3 separate regions of the Homo sapiens genome follow, and all the other regions are linked to region 1. Evidence: chromatin loops called from intact Hi-C (ENCODE). Cell type or tissue: PC-9. All regions are shown on one strand. Each heading gives the region's core, and the rest is flanking DNA. Links, peaks and the distances in the headings are about the cores only. Region 1 has its middle 77 kb from the start of SASH1. Region 2 overlaps SASH1 (SAM and SH3 domain containing 1). Region 3 has its middle 150 kb from the start of SASH1.

Region 1 (10,466 bases), core at 2,728-5,227:
CATAATGTTTTTCTCACTTTTCATGAAATTTGAAGAAGCTTAATTTTTATATTATGAAATATTTGTTGGAAAGTGTTTCTATTTTAAATCAAGATTATTTTTAAAGCTGGGTGCCATGACTCATGCCTGTAATCTCAGTGCTTTGGAGGCCAAGGTGGGAGGATCATCTGAGCCCAGGAGTTTGATATCAGCCTAGGCAATATAGCAAGAATGCGTCTCTACAAAAAAATCAAAAAGTTAGCCAGGTATGGTAGAACAGCCTGTAGTCCCAGCTCTTGGGAGGCCGAGGCAGGAGGATCACTTAAGCCCGGAAGTTTGAGACTGCAATAAGCTATGATCATGCCACTACACTCCAACCTGGACAACAAAGCAAGACCCTGTCTTTAAAAAAAAAAAAAAAAAGATTATTTTAAAATATTGCTTAAATTATCACGTAAATAATCTTATAGTTGCTCCCCCCAAAAAATCTTATGATAGAGTTTATGCATGTGATATATAAATATAATAACATTAATCAGTTTCTCATGTGTCTTGTTTAGAATCTGCATAATGTTTGGTAAATCTCCTATAAGGGCTTTTTTTTTTTTTTTTTTTTTTTGAGAGAGGGTCTTGCTCTGTGGCCCAGGCTGGAGTGCAGTGGTGCAATCTTGGCTCACTGCAACCTCTTCTGCCTCCTGGGTTCGAGCGATTCTCCTGCCTCAGCCTCCCGAGTAGCTGGGACTACCAGCGCGTGCCACCACACCCGGCTAATTTTTGTATTTTTAGTAGAGACGGGGTTTCACTATGTTGGCCAGGCTGGTCTCGAACTCCTGACCTCAGGTGATCTGCCAGCCTCAGCCTCCCAAAGTGCTGGGATTACAGGCGTGAGCCACTGCGCCCGGCATAAGGGCTTTTTAAATACTAATATATTGTCCAAATTTTCTACTATTGAGTTAATCACCATGAAGATTTCCACCTGGTGTTTGACAAAAGAAAGTCCATAGCAAATCCCTAGATAGAATAGTCAACCCTCACACCTCTGCATTGTATCCAAACAGCCTCTCCTCATTGGAGGGAGTGGCTGTACCACCCAAGCTTCCTGAGTCGGAATTGTGTCGCTTTGACTCTTACTTTCTATCATCTGCTGGGTCTCCATGTCCTTGCCTTTCTCCTACTTATAAAACATGTGCCTCTCTCCCTATGAGAAAGGAGAGGTGATCAGAATATTTCAAGGACTGAATGGAAATGCAAACAGGGCAATTTATATGGTAAGTGGAAGTGGAACACGTCATGAAAGCTACACCTGGGAGGAGAGATTGGAAGCATCTCTCAGCCTTAGCAAAGGATTTCTAGATACAGGTGGCGGACACAAATTGCCTGTCAAGAGATTCACTTCATAACGAGGCCAGCCATGTAGAACAGTCCCAGCGCCACCAGGGGACTGCTGCCACCAGCCCATATCTTTGGGGCTCTGAGGTGGGCTGCAGGAATGACAGTCCTGCATTCTGCCACAACAGCCACGTCCCTGCAGGGTATGGGGGACAGACAACGGGGTTAGTGCCATCAGCCCCTTCATGCTGCCCCTGCCAAACCATCAGTCAAACAAGGAGTAGAAAAGGCATGGGAATAAGAGAAAGGAGGAAGTGATCTGAAATTAGGCATGGTGGGGGATGGGCTTGGGTAGGCAGAAAGGAAATGGAAAAGGACATCCATTTGTCTTCGGGATCTTTCTGTCATCTTTGGTTAACAGTTGAGGGGCATGCAACAAGCAAAAGGATGGAAGAATTGAATCACACTCCATCTTGACCGTGCCTTTTTCATGTTTTCCCCCAGCTTCGTGCACTCAGATGCTCATGAAAACACTGCACTCTTCTCCAGGCCCACACACAAACTGCACACATACACACACACACACACACGCACGGGCTTGCACGCATTTCCCAGTGTCTTATTCATGTCTTTTCACCTCTGTGCTTAAAACTGAACTGACAGTAGGGAGGCTGTGCTGTAGAGTGCGGTGGTCTCCTTTCCCACTATTTAGTTCCTGTATAAGATATCAGTTTTCCTGAACAGCACGGCAATATCACTCTCAAAGTCAAGATCAATTCTAAATGTCTCCCTCATGCAGAGGAGAACCCATTTTTCCTCCTGAGTCATCATGCGCTCCCTAACAAACTTCTGGGACCTCTCATTGAGGACACAGACAGGTGTGGTGTTGCATCCAATGTGGCATTTCCAAGCCAGTTCTCAGCACCCAAGCTCCCTGTTGGCTTGACAGTGTCAAGCCAGGCCACTAGGCTAACTGCAGGACCTGCAGCTACTAGCTTTACAAAAAATCTGGCTTCAAGTCAGACTCAGATAGATCCCAGGGAGCAAGTTGAATAAGAAAAAGTTCAATGAAGGCCGGGCAAGATGGTTCACACCTGTAATCCCAGCACTTTGGGAGGCCGAGGCAGGCAGATCACCTGAGGTCAGGAGTTTGAGACCAGCCTGGCCAACATGGGAAACCCCATCTCTAGTAAAAATACAAAAATCAGCCAGGCATGGTGGCAGGCACCTGCAATCCCAACTACTTGAGAGGCTGAGACAGGAGAATCGCTTGAACCCGGGAGGGGGAGGTTGCAGTGAGCCAAGTGCGCTCCAGCCTGGGTGACAAGAGTAAGACTCTGTCTCAAAAGAAAAGAAAGAAAGAAAGTAAAAGCCCAATTAATGGGGGTTTCAAGCTTAGAGGAACGGAGCTGCTGGGGTTGTAAATTCAGGCAAACATTCAGCACTAGAAAAAACACCATAATGTTAGCACTGGAACCTCTGGGGGAGGCAATGGAGATGCAAGTTTTGAGAGATGATTCTGAAGAAGTTGGAAGAGGACAGAAACAGCAGACAGCATTGCAGAGAGACGGCAGGCAGACTCCTTGGCAGGATCACCCTTAACTCCTCCAGGGTACCTGGCACAGGACAGGTGCCCAAGAAAAACCTGATGAGTCAGTGAATGAATATGCAGTAACTGAAGCCTTCCCCGAAGAAGCAGAAGGTGGCAGGACAAGTTTCATGTTCTTGAGAAAGCCTGTGCCTGCCTGTGGAGAGCCCATCCTTGCATTCTTAAGCAGGTTTTCTGAACTCGTGTCCTGGGGAAGCAGAAGGCAGTTCTGAGGTTCACTGAGCTAGAACAGCATTTTGATACAAACAGACCTGGGCCCACTGAAAGAGTGATGCACTTGGCCAGAACACCACCTTGAGTTCAGTCAGAAAGCACATCTGTGCCTCATTGATAATGTAATAACCTACATTACATTCTTGGCCAAGAGCACCTGTGCACAGCCCAGAAAGTCAGCCCAGGGCAACCATTCTGATGGAGGTGATATTAACAGCTCTCATTAAAACTGATGACTCTAGCGGTGCCCAGAAGCACAGCTAAGGCGAAGCGTCTGTCTGCATTTCCATTACAAGCCCCCGTTTTTGGAGTTCATAACTCAACCATGGAAATATGCTTTGCATTGAACTGGAACCTGAAAAGAAACTGTCACAGGGAAAAGAGAGTTGGACTTTTAGAGCTGTAAAATGTGTCAGTTGTCCACTACCATCTGTACACATCTAACTCCGTGTTAGAAGGAATGTTACTGTTTTCCTGCCCCTGTCTGGATGGTGGAAATGGAAGACTGAGGGTGGAGGACTCATTTCTGAGCTGGTCCGGAGGAAATCTGAATGTCTTAACTTTTATGTATATTGGGGATGCTAAGAGCTCTATCATAATGAAAGTAACACTTGTACGACAATCATTTATCCTAGGTGTCGTTTTGTTTATTGTTACCTGTACAAAACCAGCAAGCAAAGAGCCCCTAGGGCTCAACCTGAGGCTTAAGGAGGTTACATAGGGCTGGATGTAACTTTCAACACCTTTCTCTGATGAAAGGGAGACCTGAAGGTATGCGTTTCAATGACGTGATTTGAAAGGACTCTGTTATCTTTTATTTTGACCGAAAAAAAAAAAAAAAAAAAAGGTCTTGTGAAATGCATTCCTGTCATGGTTGGGCAGGTTAAAGCTCAATGGTCTATATATCTATATCTCTGTCCCAGCTGGGAATGTAGAACAACTCTTACCCATACAAAAATATGAAGGATTAGGTTCATAGAAGACTGCTTTAAAAATATGAGCAGATTATAACTTCTGCTTTTTCTAACAAGTATTGCTTGGGAAGAAAAAGGTCATTATTGTCTTCAGTATCTTCCAGTCCTTTCTCTAAACACCACAAGAATTACATGAAGACTGGAATCAGATCATGCTGTTTCTCTGCTTAAAATTCTTCAATGGTTTCTTATTGGGTCTCAAATAGAATTCACACTCTTCACCATTGCCCATGAGGGCTATACAACCCGGCCTCTCAAGAGCCTTGTGGCCTCTTGTCATGTTGTCCACACCCAGTCATACTTGACTTTTTCCAGTTTCTCAGCTACATCAACCTTTTTTCTCCCACCTCAGGGACTTTTCATTTATGAACCTCTTTGCCAGTTATGTTTCTCTTCCCACACTCAGAGCAGCTGGCCTCTTCATATCCTTTGAGCTTAAATGTCACCTCTGCCTGCCTGCTCCATCACCTCTCCTAACAACCTCCATCTCGACCCCCTGTTGGCTTCTTTTGAAAAATTGAGCACAGCTATTGTTTTACTAATCTGTTTTTGCACTTGTCCTTTATCTATGGCCATCTAGAAAGCATGCTTCATGAAAGTAGGGGCCTTGGCCATTATATTCCCAGTGTCTAGTACAGACCACGTGCTCACTATTTGCTGAATAAATTGAGATTTATGTATTACATAATGCATTATAAATTTAAGCTTTAGTAGTCATTATTCTCTTTGTAGTATATATAATAGAATAATTTCTCCTTGATTTTTATATAACCTCCAGTTTGCAAAGAGGAACTAGAATTCCCACACAAAATGACAGTCTTAGAAATTGGATTGATAAGGCAGACATGACGGCACACACCTGTAGTCCCAGTTGCTTCAGAGGCCAAAACAGGAGGACTGCTTGAGCCCAGCAGTTCAAGGCTACAGTGAGCTAAGCAGGTTCCACTGCATTCCAGCCTAGGTGATAAAACAAGACCCTGCCAAGAAAGAAAAAGGAGGGAGGGAAGGAGGGAGGGAAGGAGGGAGGGAAGGAGGGACGGAGGGAGGGAGGGAGGAAGGAAAATAAATATATTGGATGGATAAAGAAATTCTGTTCTTTTACATCTTTCACTCTCTTTTTAGCACCATAAAATTGTGCTGAACTTCTGCAAAGAGTTTGTGGACCTCACCAAGGTGCTCCCCATGCCTCTTGAACTTGTAGATTCCAGGTTCTTCACCTGATGTACTTTGAGCTCTGAATACTGAGACCACAAAAAAATATGCTCAGCGTTTTGCAAACCTTAGAAAAGTAGACATAAGAGCATTGATTAATGTTCCAACTTGGCCTGATTCACTCAGAACATAAAACTTTGTCCTGGATAGGACTGGCTCAAGACCCCACAGCTAAAAAAAGCCATCTGAGACCTGTGCCCAAGCCTTCTGATGCCAGATCTAGGCCTTAATTCAGGGAACTACTGCTGTCTCTGGAAAGGCAGGGTTAGTTAGGAATTAACAACCCATGATTCTCCAACTGAATCCTTCAAGCACTAGATCCTCATGCTTTTGCGTGACTGGCTCCAGAAGTTTCTTTAAAAATCCAGTCCCCATATTAGAAGTGGTAATACAATTCAAGGAAGTTGTCATTGTCAATCATCGCGTATTCAGCAATTCTTTTTTTTTTTTTTGAGACAGAGCTTTGCTCTCGTTGCCCAGGCTAGAGTGCAATGGCACAATCTCAGCTCACTGCAGCCTCCGCCTCCCAGATTCAAGCAATTCTCCTGCCTCAGCCTCCTGAGTAGCTGGGATTGCAGGTGCCCACCACCACGCCCAGCTAATTTTTTGTATTTTTAGTAAAGACGGGGTTTCACCATGTAGGCCAGGCTGGTCTCGAACTCCTGACCTCAGGTGATCCACCCAGCCTCCCAAAGTGCTGGGATTACAGGCGTGAGCCACCGTGCCCAGCTCAGAAATACTTTACCTGATTCTTTTCCTCTCTGCCACTTGCTGAAATTTGGTTGACTGAACGGAAAATAAGAAAAGGCTTAGATAAAATAAGAAGAATGTTTGCATAGGAATATGACCCTTAGCAAGCCAGTTACTCTCTAAGACTCAGTTTCCTACGCTATAAAATGGGGATATAACATATATGACCTACCTCACAGAGTCTTCAAGACAATTAAGATAATGCATGTAGAGCTCTTAGCACAATGTATACAAAGGGCCCAATGTTAGCTCCTACTGCTGTTGTATTATTATCAATAACAATTCCAACGTAAGAGAAGCTCTAGAAACAAGAGAGCTTTTCTTTTCTTTTTGGACAGGGTCTTGTTCTATTGCCTAGGCTAGAGTTCAGTGGCATAATCATGGCTCACTGCAGCCTCAACTTCCTGGGCTCAAGTGATCCTCCCACCTCAGCTTCCCAAGTAGCTGGGACTACAGGTGTGCACCACCATGCCCAGCCAATTTTTTTTTAATTTTTTTTTTTTTGGTAGAGATGATGTCTCACTATGTTGCCCCAGCTAGTCTTGAACTCCTAGGCTCAAGTGATCCTCCCACCTCAGCCTCCAAAGTGCTAGGATTACAAGTGTAAGCCACCATGCCTGGCCTCTTTTCTTTTCTTTTAAAGGGAGGCTGGGAAAGCCGGAGAGCTAGTAGGAGCCAGGGCACATAGAGAGTGAGGTAGTAGCATGCCTAAGGTACACCTCAGCAGTTCCAGAATTCTGCTGCGAGTGGTCCTCCATCAAACTACTTCACCTCTCTGAAGTCTAGTTCGCTTACCTGTAAAGGAAAGATAATAACCAACTCTAACCTACTTCACCAGGTTGTCAAGGATTCAAATAAGACACACATCTGTAAAAGCACTTTGTATGTCTTAATGGAAATGTTAGATATTGCTTTCACATATGTTACAGATAACTGGCTATTGTTTCAATCAAGTCAGCGGTTCTAAACTTTGGCTGCAAATTAGAAGCACCCGGAAGCTTCAAAAAATCCAAATGCCCGGGCCACACCATAAACTAAGCCAGAATCTCTTCCGTGGGACCCAGGCCCAGTACTACTTTGTGTGTGTGTGTGTGTGTGTGTGTGTGTGTGAGATGGAGTCTCACTCTATCGCCCAGGCTGGAGTGCACTGGCGAAATCTCGGCTCACTGCAAGCTCCACCTCCTGAGTTCAAGCAATTCTCCTGCCTCAGCCTCCCGAGTAGCTGGGACTACAGGTGCCCGCCACCACGCCCGGCTAATTTTTTGTATTTTTAGTAGAGACGGGGTTTCACCGTGTTAGCCAGGATGGTCTCAATCTCCTGACCTCATGATCTGCCTGTCTAGGCTTCCCAAAGTGCTGGGATTACAGACATGAGTCACCGTGCCCGGCCCCAGTGCTACTTTTGTAAAGCTCCCCAAGTGATTCCAATATCCATCCAACATTAAGAGTCAAGAAATAAAATGTTTCTTAAACCTTCCCAATGATAAGGAGCCCCAGAGTCCCACCATACCTGCAGAATCAGCCTTCGAAGGGAAGGGGGCGTGGAGTCTATTTTCAACAGGCATCCTTAGCTGACTCTTAACAGCAAGCAATTATGAGAAACAATGTGTTGAATCATAGTCTGAGAGTTGGAAGGGATGTTGTTTAAAGTCTTCACCCTTGAATCATCTCAAAACCATGTGAAACTTTATGAATCCCACGAACGAAAGGCCAATGTGTGTTAACCCACTACATGAACAATAAATAATACGACTTTTAGCTATTCCTCTGTGCTGGAATCATCACCAGCCTCTCAGTTCCGTTTAGTTCCTGAACTTTCTAGTTCAGGAAATTTTGACTGACTGAAGAGATTTGCAATGATAAGAAACTTTTCTGAATCAAACAATTTGGGATGCTAGGAAATGCACAGAAAGAATCTTTCATTTAAAAAGAAATATTCAAATATTGTGAAATAAAATAATAAGCTGAGCTTTTTGATGTCCACAAAGAGAGCTGACCTCCAGGTGGTACAGACACAACTAAATTTTTATTATTTTTCTTTCAAAAGGAAATATTGCACAGTTCTATAAAGCTTACCCTATTACTTGAAGCTCACATGGGAAAGATAGGCAGATAACATTTAATGTAAATAACATACAAACAAGCTACTATGTCGCAGAAAAGTGGAAAATATCAAGAAAAAATGTAATCAACTGCTGATATGCAAGTTGTAAAACTCTGCTCAACTCTGTGCAATTTCCCTCATCTACCATTTTGAAAGCATCAAACTGACAGAATGGTTGGTCTATCAGCTTCTGCTGAACATTCTCATGTTGTCATTGAAAAGTTAAGCTTTGTGGAATTCTGTTCCCTCTGGGGTCACATTTACCTGCATGGCCTAAGTAGTTAACCTTAAAATATTTTCTCCTTTCTATTTCTTGCACTGTTTTGAGTCCAGCCTTCATCTCAGCTTTGTTTGAGCCACAAATACTGTCAATATTCAGAGACTATATTTATTTCTAAGCTTTTTAAGAAGAAAGATAATGGAGATTGATTTTAATAAATAGATGAGTTTCAGATATTTGCATTTCCTTTATAATGGCTTCATATCGGTTACTCAGTTCTAAACTTTGTCAGATAAGGCATTGGGGAATAACAATGCTGGATCCAGTTTGAATTATGTCTTTGGAAATTATAGCCACTCGTTTCATGTAATAAGCACTTGTTTTCATGTGCATTCACCATGCCCATTTCTTAGTATCTCTTTTATCTCTTTTTATTTTTGATAAAGTGTTTTAATAGAGAATATCACTGTAGCCTACCTTTTAATAGTATGAAATAACAAGACATTATTGCCAGGTTTGTTTACATTTGGAAAAAGTCCTTATCATTAATAAGAGGTATACTATAAATGCTTGGAGTCCCATGCCCCATGGAGGAGCTAGTGCACATGATACCTTGAGCAAGAACAGAGCTATGGGCACTCCCAATTGTGTGCCCTCCCTCTCAATTGGTTTTTGTCTTTTTTAATTTTTTTTTTCTGGGATACGGTCTTCCTTTGCTGTCCAGGTTGGAGTGCGGTGGCACAAACCTCCTAGGCTCAAGCAATCCTCCCACCACCATTTCCCAAGTAGCTAAGACCACAGGCACACACCATTATGCCCAGCAAATGTTTCAAATAGTTTATAGAGACAAAGTCTCACCATGTTGCCCAGGCTCAAGCGATCCTCTCACCTCAGCCTCGCAAAGTGCTGGGATTATAGGTGTGAGCCACCACCCCCAACTAGTTTGTTTAGGGTTGTAATTTTTTATACTTTCCTGTTCTTTGTTGAGTCATTTCATTGTCAGATTGCATGTTTGATTGCATTGTTAGATTGCATGTTAGGATGCCCACCCTGATGGCCTCATTTGATTTTAATTACCTCCGTAAAGATCCTATCTTCAAATAAGGTCATATTCTGAGGTATTCAGTATATGAATCTGAGGGGTGTGGGGGGGCACAATTCAACCCTCAACAGTAGTATTATACATGATTATTTTAAAGATTGTTCCTGTATCCTCAAATCATAGCTGATAAATGAAAATAAATTCTGGAAAGAAAACCTTAATTGTGACGATGGTCTTTGGAACAGGACTTTACTGGTATTTGGCAGGTGAGTGTGTACCTCCCACAAGTGTGAAAATGATCATCTCCCAGTTAGCTGTCTCCCAGTATACAATTATTTTCTGCCGTACACCATAGACCGATATACACTGATGTTATAGATTTGGCTTCTGTGCTCCTAAGAGCCAAACTCTATAGCAAAAGCTGTATTCAACGGGGCAGAATTTCTCTTTTGGTTGCTGGGACAGCAAGAGGATGGACAGACTAAGACCTTCCTGGTATAGACAAGGAAACAGGCCAGAAACAGGGAAGAGGGTGGCAAAGGTCACAGGGCTAGTTAGTGGCAGCCCTGGAACTAGATCTTGGGTCTCCCAACTCATAAGCCGGTGCTCTTTTACCAAACCACACTATCCTCCACCCCGGGTATCCCTCACCTTACCTGCCAGCTATCAAAACCACCCACTGCTCGCTGGCAATATATGCTTTTCCTTACTGACTTTAATATTTTAAAATTTTTTTTTGTATTGAACTGATCCTAATTGCTAAATAAGTGCATTACTGATACCGATGAGCAGAATTAAAATTGGGGAGTTATGCCTTTGGTGATTGTTTCCCTAAAAACCTGTCAACCCCCCAACCAAAAAAAGCTAGGCATCTAATTTACATAAGGTAGTGGGTTTCTTGACCCTTCAGATCCAATTTTTTGGCTAAAACTTGCTTTATCAGCCAGAATTGTAGATATATACTCCAAAGTGGAAAAAAAAATTTGTCTGAGATGTCAAACTAGTGGCAGTTAGTGATTACTTTTGAAAACAAA
Region 2 (10,466 bases), core at 4,754-7,253, 140 kb after region 1:
CCTCAGGGTACGGTACTTTATCTGCCTTGCTACCTAAAGTACTGCCAAAAACTAAAGAGGAAAAAACAAAGTATGGGAAGGCGGTAATAACAACCATGCTGATAATTATCACAAAAATGACTTTTTGTTTGTTTGTTTTTTTGTTTAAGAGTCTTGCTCTGTCACCCAGGCTGGAGTGAAGTGGTGCGATCTCAGCTCACTGCAACCTCTGCCTCCCGGGTTAAGTGATTCTCCTGCCTCAGCCTCCCAAGTAGCTAGGATTACAGGCGTGTACCACCATGCCGGACTTTTTTTGTATTTTTAGTAGAGACAGGGTTTTGTCATTTTGGCCAGGCTGGTCTCAAACATCTGACCTCAAATGATCCGCCTGCCTTGGCCTCCCAAAGTGCTGGGATTACAGGGGTGAGCCACTGCGACCGGCCAAAAATGACATTTTTTTTTTTTTGGAGACAGAGTCTCGCTCGGTCGCCCAGGCTGGAATGCAGTGGCACGATCTTGGCTCACTGCAAGCTCCGCCTCCCGGGTTCACACCATTCCCCTTCCTCCTGAGTAGCTGGGACTACAGGCGCCCGCCACCACGCCCGGCTAATTTTTTCTATTTTTTAGTAGAGACAGGGTTTCACCATGTTAGCCAGGATGGTCTAGATCTCCTGACCTCGTGATCTGCCTGTCTCGGCCTCCCAAAGTGCTGGGATTACAAGCGTGAGCCACAGCACCCGGCCCAAAAACGACATTTTTAAAAGCACATTAGAGTTGACATAGTTCCTGGGTACATGCTAGAGCTCAATGAATACTTATCATAGATATTATTATTTATAGTAGAGATATTCATTATAAAGTTAGCACTTGTTAAAAGTTGAACAGCTAGTAAGTATCAGAGATGAGATTTGAAACCAGGAGGCCAATGCCAAATCTTCCCTGGCCACTCCCTAACCTTGCATTTTCTTCTCTAGAGTCTCCTCAGAGCCTTCTAGAAGAATCAGTTTGTGTTGACTTGATTTATAGATTAGTTTATGTCCTTGGGTAATATGATATCAAAACGCTATATTATAAAGCATGATATAATATAGAATATTAATATAAGAATATATATATATTTTAAGAGATGGGGTCTCACTATGTTGCCTGGTCTGGCCTCGAACTCTTGGCCTCAAGCGATCCTCCCACCTAGGCCTCCCAAAGTGCTGGGATTACAGGCATGAGCCACTGTGCCCAGCCAAAAGTAATTTTTGCTATACAATTACAACATACATTCATTGTAAAAAAATTGAATAAAAATTCCACAGTAGAATTGTAACGTCTCTTAATACCCAGGTCTCAAAGATAACAATTGTTAACAGCTGGGTTTTTGTTTTGTTTTGAGACAAAGTTTTTGCTCTTGTCACCTAGGCTGGAGTGCAATGGCTCAATCTTGGCTCACCGCAACCTCTTCCTCCTGGGTGCAAGTGATTCTCCCTGCCTCAGCCTCCTAAGTAGCTGGGATTCCAGGTGCCTGCCACCACCCCTGGCTGATTTTTGTATTTTTAGTAGAGATTGGGTTTTGCTATGTTGGCCAGGCTGGTCTTGAACTCCTGACCACAGGTGATCCACCCACCTCGACCTCCCGAAGTGCTGGGATTACAGGCGTGAGCCACTGCACCCCACCTTCCCATAGTGTTTTTTAAAATGAGTGTTTTAATTGGGATATGATTCATATACCATAATATTCACCCTTTTAAGTGTACAATTCAGTGATTTTTAGTACCTTTATTCCTAATTCCAAAATTCCATAGTACTTTGAATGCTGTTTCACCTTTCTATAGTGAGTATGTTGTCCATTACTGTATCTCTATGGCCAGAGCAATCCCCTGAATATAGTAGGTGACAAATAAATTTTTGTGGGGTGAATGAATGACAATAGCTGTGCATTCTGGAGATATTTGCATTCCTAGACTCATAAAGTGAGGCTTTCTTATTACACTCTTGGGTTTTAAAAATAAGCATAAATATTTAATGAGAAAAATCTTTTAAGCAAGAAAGTTTTGAAAGTATAATTCTGGAAAAGAAATGCCTTTATTACAGAATGAACCTGCTGGCTAATAAAAACATAAAATATGTTAACAAGTTCAGACTTCTAATTAGAGGAAGAAAGGCTCCCAATGAAAGTGTATTTGATAAGACAAAAGTCTTTCATGCTGTAAAGTTTGCTTATGTAAACCTATTTTTTAAATATGGTTCTAAGGGATAGGCTGTTGTCTTAAAATGGGTATACAAATATAAACGTCCAGGATCCACTGAGGATAAACTACATAAAAACCGGTACAATAGAAAAAAAAATGTGCTTGGCACTTCAGTCCTTTCTAAACTGACTTACTACCCACCCCCAGCCCAGCCCATCCCTGCTCCGCCCCAACCCCCACCACCTGCCCCACCCCCAGCCCAGCACCACCGGCCTCCCACACCCTCACTCCTGTCCCAGTTCCATCCCAGCCCTATCGTACCCTCATCCCAACCCCAGCCCCACCCCCACCACCTGCCCCCCAAGCCCAGCCTCCTGCCCCAGCCCCACCGTTCCCCTCTCCCAGCCCGTGCCCCACCCCAGCCTCGCCCTCATCCCAGTCCCCAGTCCCCCTCCAACACCCCACCCCCAGCCCCAGCCCAGGCTATGGTTGCTGGCCTTTCTGTTCATCTGATAGGGAACTGTCCAAGACAGCAGCAACTTTTTGTGTTTTTGTTTAACACAGCTGAGTGTATTGTGTAGTCGCAAGGAGCTGCAGAATAGCAGAGAGGAAAAAATAATAATGCAGTGTTGGAAGCGGAGTGGAACCAAGCTAGCTCATCACAGTCTAGGAAGAGATAGTTGATTCTGCTCACAGGGCGGCTTGACTGAAAGCTTGCAGAACTTACTGCTCAAACCGGGGATACTCCTGCCTTCTGCCTCTTGCCTCTGCTTCCCTCTTCCTTTTCCTCTTCCTACTCCACACCCTGGACATGGGGTGATTCTGTGCCTTTCTTAGGCCTGTCTCCTAGCTGTGCCCACCTAAGCATCCCCTTCTGCTTGTGATCACCTCTGTGTGCATGTATGTATGTGCCAGTGAGAATATTAGCAAGTAATGGTTGCCAGGAGAAGTGGAAAAGAGAGAGAAGGAGGAGCAGGAAGAAAGGAGAATAGAAAGCTCCCCTCCAACTCTTGTCCCTTCTTCCTTCCCGCCTTGACTAGGGGGTTTTGGTTGAAAGGCACAGAGGAAAACAGAAAGTTCTGCCCTGTTCCCACTGCATTCTACTCCAGGCTCAGGTTAGCAGGGCTGAGAATGAAGATACCAAGGAACTACCCTGGCAGTCTGCTCCTTCTCCCTTTCCATCTGTTCCTCTGCACAGCCCCACCTCACTCCTGTGAGCCTTCTTCCTTGCTACCTCTGGCCTTTGTTCCCTCCTCATATTGCTTGGCTCTCCATCCACCTAGAGCCCATCCTCACTTCTGGGTCCTCACTGCCTCTACCGCCCAGATGAAAATGGCCACTAGTAATGACTCTAGGCTGAGGCCGTATGCACTCACTCTTTCCCTCTGTGGAGTGGATTCATCTTAGAAACCCCAGCTGGACCCCTGACTCCATTTTCCCATAGAAACTTGTTATGCCTGGTGGATAAGTTCTGTACTTCTGTATCCCAGCACATCATGAGAAAAGCTGCACTTACTGGTTTGACCTGGGAATGTGTCTTCTTTTGCTAACTTTAAAGTGCAACTTGTTACTTAGGAAAAAAAATCAGAAATCGACAGTGTAATCTTTGGACTCCAGTTCTTGTGCTGGAAGTGGCCTCCATGGTAAAAGAAAACTTAGAGACATTTTCTGCAGGCAGAGATGTGCCCTGTGCCTATGCCACACCGATTTCAGAATGGGGCAGGGTAGGGCAGGGCTGTAGAACAGGTCAGATGGGCATTCTTCTCATTGCTGGGTGCCAGTCACCTGCCCTGACCCCAGGAGATGACAATTTTGAACACAAGCCAGCATTTTAGTGAGATTTGAATTTATTCAGCAATCTGCTTGTTTTTGTTTGTGCTTGTTTGTTCTGGCTGGTCATAGGAATCTCAAAGAATACCTCTGAAGGACTTCATTTGGGGGCCCAGTGTGAACATTGCTGATACGAGTAAAATCTATTTCTGAGCTGCAAGAGATAAAAAAAAAAGAAGTCGTAGATAAAAGCAGTTGGAATATGTTTAATGTTATTTTAATCTGTTGCATTATGTGAAATAGTGTTACAGTTTGCATACAGATTCCTACTTGCCAGTATTCAAACTTAGAACAGTGTCCTCTCCATCAGCACACAGCAGAAAAGGCAGCCAACATATGCCTATCACCTTCTACAACAGCTTGTGGGGGATCATGGAGCATAGATGCAGAATGCTGGGCTTGGGGATCCAGGTAAGCAAGACAGGGTCTGGCCCCAAGAGACAGGTGAAGCAAGGTGCCAAGTCCAGGGATGACAGTGAAGGCAGGGAGGAGCAGAGAGAATCAGGCTTTCCAAGGGAGGAGCAGAGAGAATCAGGTGCTCCAAGGGAGGAGCAGAGAGAATCAAGCTCTCCAAGGGAGGAGCAGAGAGAATCAGGCTCTCCAAGGGAGGAGCAGAGAGAATCAGGCTCTCCAAGGGAGGAACAGAGAGGATCAGGCGCTCCAAGGGAGGAGCAGAGAGAATCAGGCGCTCCAAGGGAGGAGCAGAGAGAATCAGGCTCTCCAAGGGAGGAGCAGAGAGAATCAGCCTCTCCAAGGGAGGAGCAGAGAGAATCAGGCGCTCCAAGGGTCTAGGAAAGCCTAGTCCATGGCAGGAGTGGTATAGAGGAGGGTGGAACTTTTTAAGTTGAGTTTATCTTGTATTATTTTAGTTTTTTAAAAAAAATTATTTTAAAAAATTATAGTAAAATATACATAACGTAAAATTTACCATCCTAACTGATTTTGAGTTGCAGTTCAGTGACAGCATAATCACATGTTGTTCCACCATCACCACCAACCATCCACAGAGCTCTTTCCGTCCTGCAAAGCTGAAACCCTGTGCCTATTAAACAACTCCCTATTTCCCCTCCTCACATCTCCTGGCAGCCACCATTCTACTTTTGTCTGTATGAATTTGACCATTCGCAATACCTCCTGTAAGTGGAATTATGTAGTATTTGTCCTTTTGTGACTGTTTTTTTTCACTTAGCTTTATGCCCTCAGCGTTCATCTGTCTTGTAGCATGTGTCAGAATTTTCTTCCCTTTTGAGGCTGAATAATATTTCCTTGTCCCATATACCACATTTTGTTTATTTATCCACCAACAGCCAGTTGGGTTGCTTCCATCATTTTTCTATTGTGAGTAATGCTGCTATGAACATGAGTGTACAAATAGCTCTTCAAATCCCTGCTTTCATTTCTTTTGGGAATATGCCTAGAGGTGGAACTGCTGGATGATCTGGCAGTTCTACTTTTAATTTTTTTGTTTTTGTTTTGAGATGGAGTCTTGCTCTGTCACTCCGGCTGGAGTGCAGTGGCGCAGTCTCGGCTCACTGCAACCTCTGCCGCCCGAGTTGAAGCAATTCTCTTGTCTCAGCCTCCCGAGTAGCTGGGACTACAGGCGCGCACCACCACACCTGGCTAATTTTTGTATTTTTGGTAGAGATGGGGTTTCACCATGTTAGCCAGGCTGGTCTCAAACTCCTGACCTTAGGTGATCCACCCGCCTCGGCCTCCCAAAGTGCTGGGATTACAGGCGTGAGCCACCGCACCCAGCTACTTTTAAATTTTTGAGGAACCTCCATACTGGCTATGCCATTTTACATTCCTACCAGCAGGGAGGGAACAGGGGTTCTAATTTCTCGTCATCCTTGCTAACACTTTTTTTTCCTTTTTGATAATAACTATCCTAATGGACATAAAATGGTATCTCATTATGGTTTTGATTTGCATTTTCCTAATGTTAGTGATGTTGGGCATCTTTCCTTTTTTTTTTTTTTTTTTTTGAGACAGAGTCTTGCTGTGTCACTGCAACCTCCTACTCCTGGGTTCAAGCGATTCTCCTGCCTCAACCTCCCAAGTAGCAGGGACTACAGGTGCCCGCCACCACGCCCGGCTAATTTTTGTATTTTTAGTAGAGATGGGGTTTCACTGTGTTGGCCAGGTTGGTCTTGAACTCCTGACCTTGTGATCCGCCCGCCTCAGCCTCCCAGAGTGCTGGGATTACAGGTGTGAGCCACCACGCCCAGCGCATCTTTTCATATACTTATTAGCCATTTGTGTATTTTCTTTGGAGAAATGTCTACACAAGTCTTTCCCCATTTATGAGTTGGATTGTTTATTTCAATCCAACTCAATGTATAAAAGAAGTTTATTTCAATCCAACTCCATGTATAAAGTTCTTTATACATTCTGGATATGAATCCCTTATCAGATATGATTTGCAAATATTTTCTTCACTTCTGTGGGTTGCCTTTCACTCTTGATCGTGTCCTTTGATGCACAAACGTTTTCATAATTCTGATGGAGTTCAGTTTATTCTTTTGTTGCCTGTGCTTTTGGTGTCATATCCACTGAAATCATTGCCAAATCCAGTGTTGTGAGCCTTTCTCACTATGTTGTCTTGTAAGAGTTTTACACTTTTACGTCTTACGTTTAGGCCTCTGATCCACTTTGAGTTAATATTTGCATATGGTGTAAGGTGTCCCCTTATTTTCATTATCTTGCAGTTTACACATAGTCGCATAAATTGAAGTGATTTGCTTTGGAGAAAAAGGCAGCCCCTGCCTCCCTCCCACCACCTTTTTTGCCCGCTACACTTGTCACTCGGCTACATTCACCTGCTATGCTTGTCACTCCACCCTGCTCTAATGCCGCTTTCTCTGCAGGCTCTTCTTGGTTCCCCAAGCTAAGTGGCTCTTGCCCTTGTGTACCTGCATTGCAGTTTTATGATACTTCTCATGTCGTGTCTGTGCTTTCCTACCATGCATTATTATTCACGTGCTTGTCTCATCTCTTCTGCCAAATTCTAAGCATCTGGATGGCTGGGTTTAAGTTGCATCTCTGTGTCCTTCAGACCATATGCCATAGTGCCTTGTGCCTCACGGTGACTTGTATTTTGCAGAAGCTTAACAGATATTAACTGGATATCCAATTATAAAGAGTCATAAATAGATGGTATTTTATGATTAACAATATTAAATGTAGAAGTTTATTCAGTTCCTGCGTAAATCAACTCTCAAATTCAGTTTTGTTTTCTTGAAAGTGTCTGAAATACTCTGAAAGCTGCCATCCATATTGCTAAGGCAAGAGAGGAGAGGCTGTCTTCTACCAGTACCACCTCAGGGCTATGTAAGAAATTTCTTACCTTAGTGACTTCAAGATTGTCATTAAAAACTGCAATCCATATTTTAAGTCAGACAACAGAAAGAGATTTTCTTGTGTTTTTAATAAATGTGAACGGCTGGAAGCAGCCACAAAGTATGTATCAAGTGACCAATTCTGGGCGTGGTGGCTCACGCCTGTAATCCCAGCATTCTGGGAGGCCTAGGTGGGCGGATCATGAGGTCAGGAGTTCGAGACCAGTCTGGCCAACATGGTGAAACCCCATCTGTACTAAAAATACAAATATTAGCTGAGCGTGGTGGCACGTGTCTGTAATCCCAGCTACTCGGAAGGCTGAGTCAGGCAAATCGCTTGAACTGGGGAGGCAGAGGCGAGGCTGCAGTGAGCCGAGATTGCACCACTGCACTCCAGCCTGGGCAACAGAGCAAGACTCCATCTCAAACAAACAAACAACAAAAAAGGAGAATAACTTTCACCCCAGACTATAAGGGAACATGCTCTTATCTTGACACAAATTTGATTTCTTCTTAAAATAGAAGGTGTGAGGGTACCTGTGCAAGAGGGACATTGAACTAGGTAGGGTGTTTTCCAGAGCAGTCCTTTTTTTTTTTTTTTTTTTTTTTTTTTTTGAGACAGAGTCTTACTCTGTTGCCCAGGCTGGAGTGCAGTGGCGCGATCTTGGCTCACTGCAACCTCCGCCTCCCGGGTTCAAGCAATTCTCCTGCCTCAGCCTCGTGAGTAGCTGAGATTACAGGCGCCCGCCACCACGCCCAGCTAATTTTTGTATTTTTAGTAGAGACGGGGTTTCACCATGTTGGTCAGGCTGGTCTCGAACCCCTGACCTTGTGATCTGCCTGCCTCGGCCTCCCAACAGAGCAGTCCTGATGAGCCCTCCCCGTAAGAAACTGCTGAAATGTTGGGGCGGCTGTATGTTTTTGTTATAAGGAAAAGGTAACATTTGTGGAAGGCAGTACTTCACAGTGATACATTTAATGGTTGCATATTCAAATCTCAAAAGAGATTACTAGTAATCTAGAGCAGGTGTTTCTTATCCCAGAAAGTTCTTAAAGTTCTCAGAATTAGTTCTCTTGAGACAAGAGCCATATTTTCCTGTAAGCCAATGAATCACAATTTTTAGGATTACATTTTCTGTATAGGACAAGCCTAATTATAAGTTGCACTTAAAGTGACATTCCGTAGTAAACAGAAACTTCATAAGGAAATAAACAACCATGTTGCTTTAGATATGAGTGTTCAGTGTAAGGTGGGTTAGTTGTAAGGAGGACCTCACTGTGAACTAACACGCTGTAGTGCCACAGGCTACCCAGTAGTAGAATATAAAAGCTTTGCTCACACATCTGTGACAGACATAAAAGGCGGCCGGGCACAGTGGCTCATGCCTGTAATCCCAGCACTTTGGGGGGCTGAGACGGGTGGATCACCTGAAGTTAGGAGTTCGAGACCAGCCTGACCAACATGGCGAAAACCTATCTCTATTAAAAATACAAAATTAGCTGGGCATGGTGGCGCATGCCTGTAGTCCTAGCTATGCGGGAGGCTGAGGCAGGAGAATTGCTTGAACCCAGGAGGCAGAGGTTGCGGTGAGCTGAGATCGTGCCACTGCACTCCAGCCTGAGTGCCTACAACAAGAGCGAAACTCCATCTCCAAAAAAAAAAAAAAAAAAAAAAAAAAAAAAGGCCTTCCAGGTCTGTATTTTTGTATTTTTGTTTTATCTACTTCATTAGTTCTAGTTACATATATAATTCTGTGATTCAATCAGTCACTAAATATTGATTGAGCCTTACAGGTACCCTAGGGACCAAGAGAAATACAATATAAAAATATTTCCCCAGTAAACATACGCACATAACATAGAAGACAAGATTTATGGAGTTCAGTCTTATGCAATTATATCCAGTCAACATATATTGAATCCTCAGCATGTACAAGGCTGTATCTAAACTTTATAAAAGAAAACAGAAATGCCATTTGGCCTTTTAGTAATTGTCTCTGTAAAACTTGATGAATTTTTATTTTATTTATTAGTGTTATTTTTTTTTTGAGATAGAGTTTTACTCTGTTGCCCAGGCTGGAGTGCAATGGTGTGATACTGGCTCACTGCAACCTTTGCCTCCCGGGTTCAAGCGATTCTTGTGCCTTGGCCTCCCAAGTAGCTGGGATTATAGGCATACACCACTACTTCCAAATAATTTTTGTACTTTTAGTAGAGACGCAGTTTCACCATGTTGTCTGGGCTGGTCTTGAACTCCTGACCTCAAGTGATCTGCCTGCCTCGGCCTCCCAAAGTGCTGAGATTACAGGCGTGAGCCACTGTGCTCAGCCAACTTGATGAAATTAATATGAATCATAAAATCCCCCTTGAAATTCTCAGTTGTTTGAAAATTTATTCCCAAAAACCATAATGGGAATATTCACCCAAGTCTCTATGGAGGTTTCACTCTTGATAGATTTTTCATCAGTTTTTCAAATACTGAATCTCCGTTTTGATATAATTTATGTTGTTGCATAACCCTTTCATGGCCTGAAGCCACACTGAATGTTGCCACTCATGACTCGTTGTAACTTGTAGTTGAGATGTTGAAGGAATATATATATATGTATTTGAAGATGTTTAAGGTGGTTCCATTTTTTTGCAAATCAGAAGCATTATTTTGGCTAGATTTTGATACAAGGATTGAGAAATTTATGGTTCACTTAAGAAATCACTTTTATTTTTATTTTATTTTACATTTATTTAGCACTTAGTGTTTGTTTTTCACATAAATTTCAATTTGTATCTCATTCTATTCCTGGTAATAGTAGCAGGTATGTAAATGGGCAGTGGGGTTTTGAGAGAATAATTATTTAATAAATTATAGTTACACCTACAGCATCCATGAATGAAAGAAAAAGTTGCTTTAAAAAATGATATAAAGTGATTTGATGAAGCATTTAGTGTTTCGTTTTTCAACTTAGAATTTGTACCATAGTTATGTCAGTTTGCAATGAGTTCCCTAAAAGCTATGCGTATCAGTCCGCCTCTCATTGCTATAAAGGAATACCTGAGGCTGGATAATTTCTAAAGAAAAGTGTATTTGGCTCAGGGTTCTTCAGGCCATACAAGCACAACACCAGAATCTGCTTGGCTTCTG
Region 3 (10,466 bases), core at 3,959-6,458, 72 kb before region 1:
TATATACATTGCAAAGAGCTACAATGAGAATTGAGGATTCCATATCCTGGCACCCCCATCTTTGTCCATCAGAAGCAGAGTTAGAATGTAATGCAAAAGCAAGAAGATTGCATCAGTACAAAATGGGACCAAACTGTACCCTTTAGGATTCTCTATCATTGCTAACAGTGGGTCACAAATCTGGTTTCAATCAACTTATCAGCTATTGCCAAGAAATTTAGACCCTGTCCCTATAGCACATTTTAGACTACATTTTGCTTGACTTTCTGTATGGGTAGATTTGATTCCAAAAATATATTTTAAGATCATCAGAAACAAAGAAGCTGTTTAAATAATAGGTGACTTGTTTTAATGATTAACTTCGCTTTCTTCGAGGAAAGGAATGAGCAGAGCGAACAAAACAGCAGAGAGATATTGCCAAATAACTGTGCCCTGACATGTCCACACCTGGCAGGAGGGGCACAGGAGGCAAGTTCAGGGCTTCTGTTTCTGACAGAGAGCACCCTCGGCATTGGGAGCTGGGTTGTGATGTTCCAGAGACTTACTCTGTACCTGGCACTATGTCTGTAGTTAGGCTCCAAGATCCTGACACTGTGATTCTCGGAGAGGCATGAATAACTGAGACATTTTCTACTTAATTATCCCTTTCCCATTTTTAATAAACCTATCTCTAATATTTATATTTTAAGCTGCGAAATATAATTCAGAGTAAAATATAAAGAACTATGAATAAGTAAAGCAGTATCGGCCAGATAGTATTGGATATCTGTTCTCCTGTGGTCTTCAACCATTGTCAATCACTATTTAATTTAACCTTGGCACAACTTCTGTGTTTATATGAAATAAATCAATTTGACTTTCTCAACCTAGAGATAGGTCTTTCCTGCATCTTTTCAATGACTGTAGCACACAGCAACTTCTACCAACTTTTTATCCAAGGCCTTCTTAGACATCCTCTGGTTAGACTTTTACCTTTTGTTTAAAAGAACAATATCATTATTTACAACTTAGAGGGAAAGGAGCATTACGAGATAATGGAAAGGACATGAACTTTGAAGCAAATCAGCCTGGGTGTGGATCCTGGTTTAATATCTAAATGACCACAGTCATGTTATTGAAACAGTCTGATATTCTCAAACTGTGCAATTGGCATAGACCTTACTTGGTTATTGGACAATTAAATGAAATAGGTATTTAAAGCTCCCAGCACTTAGAGAAGTTGTGGTCTTCTTACTACCAGCAGCTCAGCCACCTCCAATAAGTTCACTATTACAACTACTGCCAGCTGACTGACCGTGAGAAATCCAGGTAACTCTCTGAGCCTCAGTTTCCTTTTCAGTAAAAGAAAGATAATGTCTATTTCACAGGGTTGTGAAGACAATGAAATGCTAACACCTAAAAAGTGCTAGGAACATGGCATGTACTCAACAAATTTTAGTTCAAAATCTTTTCCTCCTTTCCCGTCTTCTTAAAAATATCAAGAACTCTTCAGACCCTGTTGATATTCCCAGGCCAGTAGTTCATGCTGATCTTGAGATTAGATTACAGCCTGGAGGGGCATCTTAAATGCACTTTAAATTAGACCTGATTCATTTCCAGAAAAGATTCACACACTACTACCAGGCTTGCTAGATCTGAACCCATCTTTAGGCTACAGAGGAAGCAAGAAATGTGTGTAGCACATGAATATTCTATCCATGAGCAGATCTTTCTCCTTTTCCTTCAGGGACTCTGCATACCCAATGTCCAATACCTGGAGAATAGGCAGAGAGTGTATCTACACCTTTCCCCAGGCCCCTGCCTGTGCTCTGTGGTAAGAGGGTCTATCCTCTTCTGGATGTTTCCTGGCCTCACTCACCATCTTCTACTGACAGAGGCAAGACAATAGACCACCTTTCCACGCATATTGGGATCCCGTAGTGTCCACCAACAGCAACCTAACGCAGGACAACATGTAGCTGACCACAGCAACTTGACAATTGCCAGGTTCTTACACTTTTTATGGAAACAGTCGATGAAAAGGAAGACACAGCCTTGGCATATACTTCATCTCACACCCACACATAGGCCATCCATTCCCCTCCTCTTTTGCTCTTGTGCTCTGTGTATTAATACCTTCCTTCCATGAAGGGAGAAGGCTGGCTCTGCTTGTCTGTATTTGTGTGGCTTCCTATAGGAGGGAGTTAAGGTTTAGCTCTTGGTACTCATGTAAGGTTTTGTAAGTTTCATCTGTTACACTTCTATGGATCACTTAAAGAAGGCTGAAGAAGATCCGTTTTCTGTTTGATAGGCTCAAACCATCATGGCAGGGCTTCTGTTTAGTTTTGTTTTCTATTTACATCTGTCAGTGGTCCTGGAAACTATTTGGCAATGAACATAGGCAATACTTGCAATACATTTTCAGAAACCACTGTGCTTAACACTGGAAGAACAAGGCCAGGTTGACTTCTGGGGTGACAGTTCCATGCTTATGGTCCGGTGGGGTACTTGGTCATTGAGATCCTAAATGGATCTATTTATTTATTTATTTATTTATTTATTTATTTATTTATTTATTTTGAGACGGAGTCTCACTCTGTCACCCAGGCTGGAGTGCAGTGGCACGATCCCAGCTCACTGCAACCTCTGCCTCCCAGGTTCAAGTGACTCTCCTGCCTCAGCCTCCTAGGTGCCCACCACCATGCCTGGCTAATTTTTGTATTTTTAGTAGAAATGAGGTTTTGCCATGTTGCCCAGGCTGGTCTCGAACTCCTGACCTCAGGCCATCCACCCGCCTTGGCCTCCCAAAGTGCTGGGATTACAGGCATGAGCCACCACATATGGACTAAATGCATCTTTTTTTCTGCCATAGGATTTTATTTGGTAAGGATGTGCTGTCTGTCATTTACAGTTCAAAAGCCAAAATCAAAATTAACGTGATAATCTCTTCTAATTCAGAAATTTCACAATCTGTTGTTTCATCCTCTGCCTCTTAACTCTTCAGGGTCAGGAAACAACAGCAGTAAACTCCACACCTTGGATCCCAGTGGTAGAGTCAAGGTACTCCGCAAAGACTTCTGGATGACCTTGAGTCTGGGGGTAAAGTTACACACAGCACTGTCTGGTAGGACACTCTGGTTCTCTAGTTATAATGCTAGGGACATGACTCTGCCTGCCTACTCCTCAAAAAACTGAGCAAAAAATTGGCCTCACCCCAGTGTTTGGCACCAGAATGAGTACCCGGTATGAATCTTTGTCCGCAAACATTTATATTTGTTTTAAAGCCACTGTGAGCCCCTAGCTGTTCTTCATTTTTGTCATTGCTGAGCTCTCCTTTCCTTCCCAGAGCTGCACCAGATTTAAGGAAGCTTATACAATACCCAGTAAGGCAAACCACCTTGACTATGGTCTCACCAGCACACCCCACTGTCCCAGACCACAGTGGCCCCTTTGATGCCCAGCAGCTCTCTGCTTCCTCCATGACCTCTGCAAGTAGGAGAATCTTTGTGGAGGCTGTGAATCCCAGTCCCATCACTTCTCTTCCTGTGACATCCCTTAAGTCTTCCTTCCTAGGGTCTTCTGCCTCCCAGAAGAAAGCCGGGGAGCCATGCTTCTCTACGACCTTTGCACCTCGCCCTCCTCCTAGACCAGGGGAAGTGTTTTCCTACATGAAAGCACCACCACACCCACCATGGCTTGTTTCACAGAGACATTCTTTCCTCAAATTCCATCTCCCCTTTGGAAATCAGGCTTTTAGAAAACACCAGGAAGCCTTGCACGCTAGGTCTGTTTTCTACCATACTAAGGCGCGGAGGCATGGAGAGACATAGGAAAAGGAGAAAAATACACAGAAGGAGAAAAAGGGGGAAAAACTCTAAATTAAAACCTCCGAACCCTGTTGCTAATATGTATGGTAGTGATAAACATAGCACTTTGCATTCCTCAGGAGCATCTAGCCTGCTCTTCAAGAAATTGAATCAACATCGGGCAAAGAGAAGAAACTTGGGGTTTCTTTTTTTATTTTATTTTATTTTTTTTTTTTTGAGACGGAGTCTCACTCTATTGCCAGGCTGGAGTGCAATGGCACGATCTCGGCTCACTGCAGCCTCTGCCTCCTGGTTCAAGCAATTCCCCTGCCTCAGCCTCCCAAGTAGTTGGGACTACAGGCATGGGCCGCCACGCCCGGCTAATTTTTTTTTGTATTTTAGTAGAGACGGGGTTTCACCGTGTTGACCAAGATGGTCTCAATCTCCTGACCTTCTGATCCACCCGACTTGGCCTCCCAAAGTGCTGGGATTACAGATGTGAGCCACCACACCCAGCCAAACTTTGGGTTTTCAATGCCTTGGTTTTGTAAGAAAGGGGCAGGAAGGTTAAAGGTTCATTTTCAAGGCACCACTGACTCACCCTTTACAGATTGCTCTTAAAATCATTTTAATTTGTTAGAAAATGTAAATTGATTTTGCATCCTTTTTCCTGTAAATTGTCTGCACACAAGTAAAAGTCACTAATACTCAAAAAGACTTTTTTTTTTTTTTTTTTTTGAGATGAAGTCTTGCTCTGTTGCCCAGGCTGGAGTGCAAATGGCACTATCTTGGCTCACAGCAACCTCTGTCTCCTGGGTTCAAGCGATTCTCCTGTCTCAGCCTCCCAAGTAGCTGGGAGTACAGGCGGATGCCACCATGCCTGGCTATTTTTTTTTTTTTGTATTTTTGTGGAGATGGGGTTTCACCATGTTGGCCAGGCTGGTTTCGAACTCCTGACCTCAAGTGATCCACCCGCCTCGGCCTCCCAAAGTGCTGGGATTACAAGCGTGAGCCACAGTGCCTGGCCTAAAAAACTTCAATAACTCTCTCTGGAAAAGAATCAGTATTTACCTGTAGAGCCACTTTTGTGCTCCAATGACCTTAGCTGAGTTCGTCATAGGCCACATGGGCTAAGCTGGTGTCCCTCAATTTAGTAAAACACAGTCTATAAAATCCCACACTTGTAAAACACTCATTTGGCAAGTGGTTTTGCAAAAGTTGTAAAAGCTTACAAGTGGATATGCCAGGGATTCCTTTAAGTATCAAGATGTCCTTGAGTTTTCCAAAAATATGACTCAATTTAGAATCATGGAGGTATTGTAGCTTTTCAAAAGTATATCTTTGTAAAAGTACATGTGCCTGTACTCAGTGAAATGAATGTTAAGCCAGATAGAACATGAGATTTCACCAATAGGAAAGAAGAAAACTCCCTGCCAGACCTAAATAGTTGTTTCACCTATTTGGAAGAGTTGCAGAGTATGCAAAAGTGACTCAGCAAGTCACAGACACCAGCACAGAGGTGGACTCGGTTATGAGGCAGGACTCGTACAACAGGTTCTGAAGGCCCAGAGGTTAATGAAGTGGTTAAGCTAAGGGTAGCCCTCCCCAGGCTCCTGAGGAAGGAAAGTCAACAAGGACTTTTAGATATCTCCCCAGCAAAATCATATATTTCCTCTTGAAAAGTTACTGTTTTTTGACCAGGTTTGCATTCTTCTGGGTCTCTTGGTTTGTAAATAATTGTTTTCGTGCATTTAAGCAGTTAATCTGGCAAAGCTAATACTAATTTGACATAGCCAGGGACTAGAGAAAATGCAGTAGACATAACTGTTTTCCTGGGTAAAATTTTATAAAACTAAACATTTTAGAAAGCCCTACTCATGTGTAGATGTGGGAGGGATGGACTCTCCCTGCAGGAGAAAAACTGTCCAAGTGGTGAATTCCACATTGGAACAATATGATGTTGGCTTCTGATTTTCCACTCCAGGCTTTGGAGGTAAAGCTCAGCATTTGACCGCAGTTATGTTGTGCTACAAAGGGCCAGTACACAGTAAGGCCTGTGGACTTAGGAACTGGCAAAGGAAGGGAGATGTGGTTAGAACACTCAGGAGAAGGGTTATTAAAGGGTAAAAGCAGTTTTTGCATTTGAGTTTTTCTTTTCTTCATAACCTTTCGCAATTTCATTGGATCCAAATGTCCGAGAAACGTTCATTGAAAGTGTAAAGTCCACAGAAAGAAAGGACCAGAATTCTTCCAGGTCTCTCCCATCAGGCTTCATCTGGGTTCTACCTTTCCATTTTTGTTCCACTTGCAGGAATGGTGGGTAGGAGCGTTAGACTTCTCTGTTTATAAGAATGTTTCTTTTGAGTATCATTAATCAGCACGGATGAAGATGAGTTGTGCCTGAGATGATAACCACAGATCCAGCTCTCAAGGATATTTTGAGGACGTTCTATCTTCTCCTGCCTCTTTTCAGAAAAAAGTGAGAATATTATAAGCACCTATATTTTTATATGGCTGTTTAAAATCCTAATTGACCTGTTCTAACAAAGTAGCACGGAGCATGAATCACTTGGTAGCCAACTTTGGTTAATTTTGCCTGCAGGATTGCCAGAAGTTGCCTTCCTGAGCTTGCACTTCTACTTGCATTCCAGGTGTCCATTCTTGTGTACCGAACACACCTTAAAGTGAGCTGAGAGATTTATAATTACTAGAGTCAAAAAAAAATGCCAGAAGGAAACGTCACCACCCACTGAAGGATTATTGTTGGCATGATGACTGAGGCGTGGCGCCTGTGCACATGGCAGTGTCAGTTGCCTTGTCATAAGTGGCAGTAATGCTAGGGGATACTTTTCTTCTTTGATTTATATTATTATCTTCTTGAATGAGACATATCTCGATTTTGAATCATAACTGTGAGAAATGCCCACACCCTTCTTACCTCCACATATGTAAATTCCATTTCTCCCAAGACTCCCAGCTATGAGAGAATGCAACAGTCAATATTATGAAAGTGGCTTGGCTAAAATGTTTGCTTCCCTGTGCTCAGTCACTTGAGCAGCACAAGTGACACATTTGACAAGGCAGAACAAGAAATTTATCCCTTCACTATGGAGCATTTTACAAGGGAAGCTGAGTTTTGGAGCAAACTAATGGTAAGTTGAATAAAGTGTTTAAATATCAAGGACATCATGCTGGGCATTTTCCTTGTGGCTTTTTATAAAATAAGATGAAAGGGGAATTTATAATCAAAGGATTGTACTCTTGCTTATTACTTTAAGTGAAACGTGCCTTCTACATATCAAATTTTGTTAGTGATAAATGGCTTTGAATGAATTGTTTGGCAGGAACTTTTTCTAATTCTATTGATGAAGAATACTAACAGCTATGGGCATGTAAGGCTTTATGACTTTGTGGAAGCAATATGGTTCACTAGTGGAAAGGAATTATTCTAAGGTAGATTTTTAACATAAATGAAGCATTTCTTGGAACTCTGTGTTGGATTTTTACTTTTGGTTTTCTTTAACTGTACCTCTTTTAAGATTTTCTCTAAGGTGTGTATACATAAACATGATCAGAAGGGTGTAATAAAGGAGGATTCTAATGTCTAAGACTAACCTTTGTGATTTCTGAACTGAACATATTCGTACCTGCCATTTTCCCTTTATGTGACCAAGAACTGCTGAGTTTACTTTAGATGACTTGGTACAGTCTTGAATGCATCAAAGAATGCAGAGATTCCCTGACTTTGGTGATTCTAGATGATCATGTCATTTTATAGTGGAGTAAACTGAAGTCCCTCTATCCAAACAACCCATAGTCTGGCTACAAGATCACAGACCCCACCCCCCATTCCAGTGGGTTTTTTGTTTTTAGTTATCCTTCACTGTCTCATAGCATAAAATTTCATTTTGTTTTCTCCTTTCTAATGTAAATTTCAGCTTCATTGGAAATAGAAAATTCTGTTGCAAACAGGTAATTTTTAGATTGGATGGTATAACAAATTATCTTTTCGTGGCAACGATGTGACTCATCTGTCTTTTCCCTGGCAGTATGACCTATACTACCATCTTTTATGACACTAAGTTTATTCTGTGAGCATACTGAAACATTGGTTTCTAAAGTAGTCACTTCTATTCATTAAAGAATGTTCAGGTCCAGGTGCGGTGGCTCGTGCCTGTAATCCCAGCACTTTGGGAGGCCAAGGCGGGAGGATCACGAGGTCAGGAGATCGAGACCATCCTGGTTAACACGGTGAAACCCCGTCTCTACTAAAAATACTAAAAATTAGCCGGTTGTGGGGCGGGCTCCTGTAGTCCCAGCTACTCGGGAGGCTGAGGCAGGAAAATGGCGTGAACCTAGGAGGCGGAGCTGGCAGTGAGCCGAGATCGCGCCACTGCACTCCAGCCTGGGCGACAGAGCGAGACTCCGTCTCAAAACAAAACAAAAAAAGAATGTTCAGTATCTCTGATGTCTTAAATTATAATGCTATATCTGAGCTGGTAAGCCATTCTGTGTGATGTCTTTGGAGAAAGGAGGGTAAAAAAATGTATTATTATTTCTAAACATAACTAAAAAGCACAATTTTTAGATCAATATTCAAACATTTAATACATTTACTTTTGTTTATCCAATTATTTCACTCGTTTACTTAGCAAGCACATCAATATATTGTATTCTGGAAACTCAATCATTTCTATGCTCTTACAATACTTAGGTTTTTTTAAATGTCTTTATTTTTATTAAGAGTTCATTTTGACAAACTATAGAAAAATTAAAAAGGTTTTTTCTGCATGTCCTCCAGGCAGAGAGGAACATCTGTGCTCCAAGGAGCTGGGAGCTGATGTAGCAGCAGGCTCTGACTGGCTCCAGAGTCCTAAACCTATGGGGACTGGGCAGAGGCCGATGCTCAGGAAATACACAAAGGACTGAGACGTAGGCATTGGTCCTGTCCACCCAGAACTGCTCAAGGAGTTTTCCAAATCAGATAGTCACATGAGAGAACTATCGGACTTATAAGCAGCTACCATGCAAATTCAAGGTAGCCTCTTGTTTTGTTAAATCATGGTTGTCCAAACTGCCATTTTGAAAATTCTCCCCTCATTTTGAAACTCTCTTTCACCCCGGCTCCAGCACTGCCACTACATGTGTCACCAGTTCCCCTGGCAGGTGGGTGGTGGCTTCCCGTGAGAGAGCTAAGTCAGCAGCCCCAGAAGGTGCCTCGGGGAGCTGGTGGCAACTCATTAGCCTCTCTTACGCGCCTTTTAGTCTGTGTCATGGACAGATTACCTGCCAGCACAGACACCCAGTGACAGGCACAGCCCAGGGCAGGAGGGACTGCAATTTACTATGAACCAATGGCTACTCAACCTGTGTGAACCAACAGAAATGGATTTTGGAGGGCCTGGTATATTTCCACAGTGGCTTTCTATCATAATTAATGCACCCAACCTCTCCTGTGGTCAGCAGGTTGTTATCTGAACTGTGTAGATTGTGAGACATAGAGATTTAATAACAGGCTTGGTGCTCTCTGGTTAATGAGTGGGCTGGGAGTGAGAAATCTAAGGCTCTGGTGATTTCCTACAGAATGTTGGACATTGTCTCTCAGCCTTCTCCACCAGGAGGATCAGAGTGGTTCTTCCATCAAGAGTTCTCTCATCATTTTTTGCTCTTAGTGCATCTGAGTTCTTGAATGTCTTCACTCTTGCAGAATATTGGAGTCACTTAGAAGTTCACTTTCATGTCAGACATAACTGGATCATGCTTCTCTCAAAGAGGATAATAGTAACCCCTGGGAGCTCAAATTCAGAAGCTTGCCTCCAAGTGCAGCTTTAAGTCTCAAGGCTATGTGCTGGTCCAGGACAGTTGGTAGATTAGGTCTCCCCTTGCATACAACCCAGTGAAACAATTCAACCTAGCACAGCTTCAACAAGCACGAACCATATATGAAAGTGCAGGTAGCAGAGGGCATGATGGCCATGCATGATTATTTGGGGAAAGTGGACAGTGGTAACTCTCTGCATAGTCCTGTCTGATCATCTCCTCCCAAGAGACCCCAGCCATCTTTCTTTGCCACCATCCTCTTTCTCCCAGTGAGCTCATCTGAATACCTGCCTCATTGAAGCATCAGGCAAGTGCTCATCGAGCCCAGCCTCTATGACTAAATCCGCTGTTTCTATGGAGAATACAGAGGAAGAAGACGTGATCTTGACTCAGGAAGGTCAAAATATAATTGTGAGATAAGACAAACATCCATGAAACAATTAGAGAACAGAATAATATATAATTGAGTGGCAGACGGCATGGTTCAGAAATTAAGTGGAATAGCAAGTCTGAAGTCAGGGAAGTCTGTGAGGCCCAGAAGAGTCAAAGAAGGTTTCATGATGGAAATTGATGGATAGAATTTGGAAAGGAGAGGGATAGGCATCCAGATGAAGGAGATGATGGTGTCGAGTAAATGCTGGGAGGCAGAAACGCCTCTGGTGACAGGATACTGCTGAGTGATTGAACAGGAAATGGATGTGAGGGACTGGGGAAAGATAGAGAATGGAGCAGATCCTGGAGAGTCTTGAAGACCAAACAGAGGATCTTAGACTGGGTAGGACATGGGAGTCGTGGAAGGAGTCAGAACAGTAGAATGGCTTGATAAAGGCAGCATTTAGGGAAAATGAGTCTGGCAAGGTA

Evidence for each region. Peaks named below come from ENCODE experiments on the same cell type or tissue, not always from the same donor. Only the 100,000 strongest peaks of a DNase experiment are listed, where the experiment ranks them.
Region 2: a loop joins it to region 1, with 3 times the contacts of the local background. A loop is called at or near these places in 3 of 110 quality-filtered maps.
Region 3: it touches region 1 in a loop (10-fold over the local background); 8 of 110 quality-filtered maps call a loop at or near these places.

The regions. Positions count from the first base shown.
Region 1 is chr6:148,260,222-148,270,687 of GRCh38, forward strand. It overlaps a transcript of SASH1 not described here. Among named protein-coding and RNA genes, the nearest start is that of SASH1, 77 kb to the right of the region's middle. RefSeq lists an enhancer at 4,326-4,879. In PC-9, for the core only: no CTCF peak of the experiment used is centred there; DNase peaks (open chromatin) are centred at 2,970, 3,880 and 5,010; H3K4me3 peaks cover 689 bases; H3K27ac peaks cover 2,415 bases.
Region 2 is chr6:148,402,187-148,412,652 of GRCh38, forward strand. The region is part of intron 2 of SASH1 (SAM and SH3 domain containing 1); the gene reads left to right. Among named protein-coding and RNA genes, the nearest start is that of SASH1, 65 kb to the left of the region's middle. In PC-9, for the core only: a CTCF peak has its summit at 5,805; a DNase peak (open chromatin) is centred at 5,305; H3K27ac peaks cover 1,014 bases.
Region 3 is chr6:148,186,689-148,197,154 of GRCh38, forward strand. It overlaps a transcript of SASH1 not described here. Among named protein-coding and RNA genes, the nearest start is that of SASH1, 150 kb to the right of the region's middle. In PC-9, for the core only: no CTCF peak of the experiment used is centred there; DNase peaks (open chromatin) are centred at 5,283 and 5,823; H3K4me3 peaks cover 1,996 bases; H3K27ac peaks cover 2,500 bases.